2 separate regions of the Mus musculus genome follow, and region 1 is linked to region 2. The links are chromatin loops, found by intact Hi-C in ENCODE. Cell type or tissue: left cerebral cortex. All regions are shown on one strand. Links, peaks and the distances in the headings refer to the core of each region. The heading gives the core; the rest is flanking DNA.

Region 1 (3,768 bases), core at 769-3,268, 88 kb before region 2:
ACTATTTCCCATTCCTATCCAGGGACCAAATTGTGCTTGGACAGCCACGGTGCACATTAACAGAAACAGTTGTCTGGTTGTGCTCCCAGGCACCCACAAACACACTCTGAAGCTACATGATTACCTCAAGTGGGAGGGAGGAGTTAAAAAATGTACCATGGCATCCAAGACTATGAGCAGAACAACACCCGGGTGTACGCGGCGATGGAGAAGGGCGACGCTGTTTTCTTCTGACCTCTGCTCATTCTTTCCTGCCACTGTCAGTTCTGACTGCAAGCATATCAACCAGGAAGGGCACCAGTCAAGAAAACATCTCCAAGGGAGTTTTCAAGATAACGGAGAAACAGTACGGAGTCGAAGGAACCCTGGACTTTAAGGATACTTGGGTGTTTCGATGCCGACTTGTGGAAGGAGATAGAATAAACCTTTGAAACAGCCCTTCAAGTGTGAGGTTTGGCGGTGAGAGTCTGAGACAGAATAGAATTTTCAAGTGCAGCCTAAGCTACACAGCAAGATGCTATCTCCTCCTCTTTCCCCCATAAACAAAAATGAAAAGAATTGGTTCTTCATTATAATTCTTTTAAAGAGAACATCAAAGCAAGACATCGAAGGATTTTTTTTTTATTGAGATGTAATCTTTATCACCTGTAAAGATCAAGACGCATGAATTTGGGATGCATCAATTTAATTAATGTGGTGTGATTGCTTTAATGGTGTGAAATATTATTTAAAAAAATAACCTGAGGTATAACTAATAAAGGTGACTGAGTATAAAAAAAAAAAAAAGAAGAAAAGAAAAGGGCTAGAGGTTTCTTCAGGATTGAACTGCTGGTTCACTAGTGGTGTCTGCCTTTCTAGAAGACTGCTCTGCAGCTGCTGGGTCTTATTTGGTGTTTGCCACACCCCTGTAGAACTCCAGGTTGGGCAGACTGGTAGGCCAGGTTGATGTTGGTGAAATGCCTCCACACCTGGGCTGTCAAGGTCTCAAACAGGTGCTCTACCTCCTCCCGCAGCTGGACAGACTTGGCCCGCGTAGTCTGAGCGTGTCTGATGTTGTTACTGCTGAACTTGGCCCAGGTTTCAGGAACGGAGACCGTTTCGTCAAAGTTCTCCATGCCACGGAAGAAGTTAATGGATTCAGATGTGTTTTTTAGGTTTAAACATCTCTCCTCAATAGACTGTGCAGAGCTCTTGTCTGCGATGTCTTGCTCTAGGGCATGTTGAACATCTCGATTATCTTGCATCTGGGAATCAATTCGTTTAGCTAATTTTCTCATCTGATCTTGGCAACATTTAAGTAAATCTGCTACCCGGAGAAGGTTTTTCTCCCCGTTGTCATGGACCAGGTTAATCCCGATCCTTTTCTCCTTACTGTACAGATAGTCCAGGGTCACCTGCAGGGGACAGTTCACCTCCTTAGCGGCGCACTCCAAGCGCATCTTGAGGGTTTTCAAGTTGTTGATCTCCGCCATCAGCATGTCCCGCTCATGACACAACCCGGACTTCCAGAAGCGGATGTCGGAGAGCCTCTGGCCCAGGTTCCGGAAGGTTCCCTCTTGCATCTGGCGTGTCAGCTGCTCCTTATCCTGCATGATCCGCAGGGAGTCGTCTGTCAGCCGGCTGGCGCGGAGCCGCGATGCCTCTGCAATACTGATCAGCAGATCATTAGAGCGGTCCCATTCGCGTTGGGTATAACGATTGAAGTGCGGGGAGTGGAGCGAGGGCAGAATTGTGGACAGCCCCTGGTCGCCTGCGCTATCCTCCTGGCTTTTCTGGGTGGTGGCGACCTTGTAGAAGACTCTGGGTCTCCAAGCAGAGCGGCAGCGGGGCAGGTGAAAGGATTGGTAGCACTCCTGTACCTCAGGGTCCTGCCCAGCAGGGGGCGGCCACTGCAAGCCACAGTCTTTCTTGGAGCCACAGTAACTCGCTGTCTGAATGGTTCCAAGAAATTCCATCTTTCCCCATCAGACCCACGCGGGCAAAATTTGCCCAAGAGGTCAGGGCTTCTCAGGAACTAGGAGCCGCGGGGCTTCTGTGACTCAGTGCTGGTGTCATAAAGCGCGGGGAAGGGTCTTTGTGCCAATTCAGCAATCATGAGTTTGTAGAACACTAAATTTGTTTGATTTTTGTGCACAACCCCCGGCCTTTAGAAACAAACAAACAAACCCAAAACTATATCTTATGTCTATCCTTTTCCAACGTCTTTCTTTAAAACTTTAACTTTTCAGCTTTTGCACAGTTTAATATTTCAAGAAGAAATTGTACCTTTCTTTTACTATGAATAAATAAATGAACTCTTCCCTTGCTTTTAACGAACCGTAAACATGACATTTATATGTTAAAAATGACTAAAATTGCATCCTTTGGAAAACTCCCCCTAAAGGATCAGGCTACTACTATCTATATAGACCCACTGAACAACTTTAACTACATCACTATGGTAGTACTACATGCTGACTTGTATTATTCAAAAGATGGATCTGGAGGCATTTAAGACTAAAAAAAAAAGAAATTGACATTAAGTTCAATCAGGATACTGGTGTCACATTGTCTAATATAGTGGCTACATATAACTAAGTTAGCTAAAGCAAGATAAATAAATAAATACATAAAGTCTAGCTCCTCGCTTGCTCTGGTCACATTCCTAGTGCTCAGTAGCTACGCATAGCTAGTGACTATTACACAGACAATGCAGAGATTGTTCCCGTCATCAGAGAGTGTTTTAGGTTGCAATATTGCTCTAGACTTAACTGCTCTTCAAGCAGTTATGGGAGATAAGTTTTGCTTTGTTTTACAGTGTCAGGGGTAGGACCTAAGTCCTTGTACTCTACCACTGAGCTACACTGCCAGCTGAGAAACACACTAACGGCACCACAAAAAGGCATCCTGTCACACATATGACGTTGAGCTTTCTACATGACAACCAAAAGTTGTCATTGGCAATGTCAATGGCATTGTTAGAACAAAGGAAGTGTTGGCAATAACTGGTACAGATCTTAAAAATACCAATCACCAAATATTATAGGTGAGCTATTTTTACACCTTGATTTTAACAAACCAACTCAGTGTTTGAGAATTACAGGACATTTTTACAATGCTTGGAGATTGACTATATAATAGCCATTGATTAATTTTGGTAGGTATGGAAGCTTTTTTTTGTCTGTGTGGGGTGAACATTAACTTTGTTTAGAGATGCATATTAAGATGTTGCATTACCGTATTATTACTGTGTAAGTATGTGCCTGCCAAAGGCAATCCCAGGAAAGGTTTCTTTTGACTCAGAGTATGAGAGTCAGGCCTATCAGTGGTGGGCAAGATGAGGCAGCAGGTGAGTGACGTCACTGTCCACTTTGCTGTGTCCACAGTCAGGAAGCTAAAAGAGAAAGGCTGCAGCTATAACCCCATTGCTAGCCAGCTTGCCTTGCCCAAATGAAGCTGTAGGTTCCTCCTCAGTGGTCCCTGGGATGGGGCCGCCCACATCTAGTATGGATCAATAAAGGTTGATCATCATATGTGCATAGTGGTAAAATGACATAATGCTTAGATTTTACTTTCAAATATTTCAGGAAGCGAGTGTAGCAAAATCCTCACAATGGCTGAGTTTGGGTGATGGAGTTTAGGAATTTCTGTAGCTCAACATTTGTGTGTTTAAAGTATATACCTTCGCTGGACATGGTGGCGCATGCCTTTAATCCCAGCACTTGGGAGGCAGAAGCAGGCGGATTTCTGAGTTCGAGGCCAGCCTGATCTACAAAGTGAGTTCCAGGA
Region 2 (3,768 bases), core at 436-2,935:
ATCCTGGGGCCTGCTGTCCAGCCAGCCTAGTGAAAACCAGAGTTCCAGGTTCAGGTTCCTTTATCTTAAGGGAATAAGGCAGAGAGCAAATGAGGAAGTCACCTGTCCCCTGACCTCTCCCGGCTGGCCTGGCCTTTGTGCACTTATAAGGGCATCCTTACACACACACACACACACACACACACACACACACACACATAAACACACACACACACAAGCACACCCATCTACACATCCTCACATACACAAAGACTGTTACAGACCCGAGCAAAATATCTTTGAAAGCCATGCACTGCCCATCCCTGTGTCTGACCCAGGATGTATTCTTAACAGACCACCAGTTTCCACCAACCCAGAAGTTAGGATGTTAGCAGATCACATCTGGGACCTATAACAAAGGTTCCCTGCTTTGCTGTAGCCTGCCTAACTGTTGTCTCCACCAGTGTATTTGGTAACTGTCTTGACTTATGACTTTGTTCCATAATTAATACATCTCATGTGGCCCTTTGCAGTGGGATCTATCTTTCTGGTCTGCTTGGATCTGTGTTCCTGGGCTGTGGTCACCCACATTTGGCTCCAGAATAAACTATCCCATTTGAGGCAAGAACTGTGTTTTGTATCAACAGCAGAAGAACAGAGTGAGAAGTTTCTCCATGCCCCTTAGGGACAAAGAGTGGACATCCAGAAAAAGTCTGTTTTTGACTCCAAATAGCACCCACAGACATATATCTGTGGAGAAAGTTACACAGATATAAAAGGAATTCCAGGGGCTGGATCAGATCAGCTGTGGGCATGGTGTGATGTCATATAAAGAACGGGCTAGTCTGGGGCTCAGCAGGAAAGCCATGTTCATTCCCAGCAAAGCAAAACCAATACAAAACAAAAGGACTTAGAAGGCCAGGGGTCCGGCTCGGTGCATGAAGACGCTTGCTGACAGCAGTGATGACCTGGGTTCAACCCCCAGGACCCACGGGATAGAAGGATGCTGAGAAGGGGACCTATAGGACCTATACCTGTTTCTTATATTCAAAACCAAGTCAATCCAGGACATGAATGGGAGCCCAGGGCTCACCTGCAGCCATAGTTAAAAGCAGGGCAACAACATTCATATCATACTCACACCCCCATCTTACACTAGTAATCAAACCTAAGCCTTCAGTTGCCTACAACTGCTCTGGCTGTGGCTCCTCGTGCTACCTGCAGAAGTAGGGGAGTCCCAGGCCCCATTGCCTTTACAGATTTTTCGGCTTTTCTCTATATTTACTTTTTCCTCATGGATTTCCTGTTCCTCAGAATCACCTAGATGAGTCGTCTTTACCCTTCCTAATGTTGTGACCCTTTAATATAGTTCTTCATGCTGTGGTGATCTACGACCATATATATATATTTTTTGTGCTACTTTATAGCTGTAATTTTGCTACTATTATGAATGGCAATGTAAATATCTGTGTTTTCTGACGATTTTAGGCAACCCCTGTGAAATATCCCCAAAGGGGTCGCAACCCACAGGTTGAGAACTGCTGAGTCAGCCATTCTGTTTAAAAATACAGGTTCTCAGGACCTATTCTAGTCCATTAACTACAATCTTTTTAGAGGAGAGTCTAAAAGTCTGAACTTCATCTCAGGATGATTCCGGCTTGTGCCTAGTTTTAAGAAGTACGGCACTAGACAGGGCAGTGATGATATTCCTTTCACTGAGGACACAGCGCCTGGCACTTCACCAACACACCTGACTGCTTTCAGAATGAATAGGCGGAATGAGCTGCCCCGCCCCCACTCTACCCACGTGGCCGTGCCTGGCCAATGAACATTCAGTTGCTAAGATTCCACCTACCGGCAGGTGGCGCTGAGTCGACGTAAATGCCGTCCCAGGAAATGTTTTGCTGGAAATTCAAGCCTCAAAGGCAGCTCAATTGGATTATATTTTTACGTATTTACTTTGTCTGTAACTCTCACTTGTATGAGTAATTTGGTTTCTGATGGCGTGCTTTGAATGAGAGAAGCCAGGGAACGCAACCTGACAAGGCCTGGGAGGTAATGAAAGGACTGGATGGACACTCCTAATGGTCCTAGTTTTCATTCTCTATGAGCAAGCACTGTGTGTTATGAAATTACTCAAAGACACAAATGAGTCTGCCATTTCAGTAAGAGTGTAGCTAGCCTGTAATTTCTGTTAGTCATCTACTGTTTCCTTTATGGGTGTTTAATTGGACTAACCTTTTAAAACCATTTCCCTCACAAAGCTGTCTGAAGGGCTGTCTTGGCAGTCTTTTGAGACGTGGGAAGTCAGCCCACAGTTAAAGGCTGGGGCTCCGTAGCCAACGCCTCTTCCCCTTCCCCCAAAGGGCATCGGCGTGCAAGTGACTGATAGGGCTGGCCTGAACCAACAGCCAACTATCAGGCAAGACCATGGCCCCGGCTGAACTGGTTTCTTCTGCCAGCAGACCTTCAGCCAGGGGCCCTGAAGGAGGAACCATCCTGAGGTGCTTGCTGTCTTCCCAAGGCTCCAAGCCCAAAGCAGAGAGAATTGGGACTCGAAGGAGGAAGCAAGGAGTCTACAGCACAGACTCCTTGCACAAGAGGGCGTAATTCAAGGGAATCACACAGTTTAGGTCACACCATAGCATAGAGTTCCTGGGAAAGAAGAGAGGAGAGCAGGGAGGGGAGGGGTGGAAAGGGGAGGAGAGGGAGAGGGAGAAGGGAGGGGAGGGGAGGGGAGGGGAGGGGAGGGGAGGGGAGGGGAGGGAAAGGAGAATCTATTAAATTAAATGCTTTAAGGGCTCGGTGGTGGTGGTGCATGCCTTTAATCCCAGCCCTTGGGAAGCAGAGGCAAGTGGATCTCTGTGAGTTCAAGGCCATCCTGGTCTACAGAGTGAATTCCAGGACAGCCAAGACAACACAAAGAAACCTTGTCCCAAAAATAAACAAACAAACAAATACTGTGATGACTAATACCTTGTATGATAATTTTTTTAAAACAAATACTATAAAATAACAAAAGAACGGATACAATTTCTCATTTTCTTCCTTGAATAACCTGGTATACAGTTAGATAGGAGCCAAGCAAAACAGGCAACCAGAAGCCAGTGTGACCCAAACTGACTCGTAGGGGGGTGTCCTGTTTGGAGGTGTCTGGTATGAGCATAGGAGCCCAAGTGGCATGAAGACTGCATACAGATGTGTTTGAGTTAATGGGGGGCAGAGCTTCCCATTCCTGAAGAGCTAACATGCAACTCTAGGGAAAACTCTAGGGAAAGCTGCATGGGGTTGAGCTCAGAAGCATCAAGTCCACTGTGTGTGTGTGGAATAAATCTAGAGGAATGCCCGAGTCCTTACATGGTCATGTCCACATAGCCCCAGTTTTCTGCACTGGAAGGGAGGGAGATCAGCTGTGTTCTGGTTTCTAAACAGAATCCTTAAAAGGACCAAGACCCCTTAGGTTAAACGAGTGGCTGACTGTAAGACTAAGAAAAGTAGCTGGGTTCTTCAGGGCGCTCAGGCAGGATTGCAAGTACAAGGTCTTCCAGGACTGTAGTAGGAGACCTTGTCTCAAAGTGAAAAGTAAAACAGGGGCTGGAGAGGTGGCTCAGAGGTTAAGAGCACTGATTGCCCTTCCAGAGGTCCTGAGTTCAATTCCCAGCAACCAATTCCCAGCTCAGGACCATTTGTAATGCTATCTGATGCCCTCTTCCGGCATGCAGGTGTGTATGCAGAAAGAACACTCTTTCATGTTAAATAAATAAATCTTAAAATAAATAAATAAGACAA

The links. Peaks named below come from ENCODE experiments on the same cell type or tissue, not always from the same donor. Only the 100,000 strongest peaks of a DNase experiment are listed, where the experiment ranks them.
Region 1: it touches region 2 in a loop (2.4-fold over the local background); 6 of 42 quality-filtered maps call a loop at or near these places.

The regions. Positions count from the first base shown.
Region 1 is chr19:28,973,650-28,977,417 of GRCm38, forward strand. It overlaps the pseudogene Gm3621 and the pseudogene Gm4844. Among named protein-coding and RNA genes, the nearest start is that of 4430402I18Rik, 7.7 kb to the left of the region's middle. In left cerebral cortex, for the core only: a CTCF peak has its summit at 1,879 (motif pointing right); DNase peaks (open chromatin) are centred at 1,640 and 1,863; H3K4me3 peaks cover 540 bases; H3K27ac peaks cover 380 bases.
Region 2 is chr19:29,062,228-29,065,995 of GRCm38, forward strand. No RefSeq gene overlaps it. Among named protein-coding and RNA genes, the nearest start is that of Gm9895, 3.2 kb to the right of the region's middle. In left cerebral cortex, for the core only: a CTCF peak has its summit at 1,844 (motif pointing right); a DNase peak (open chromatin) is centred at 1,820; H3K27ac peaks cover 623 bases.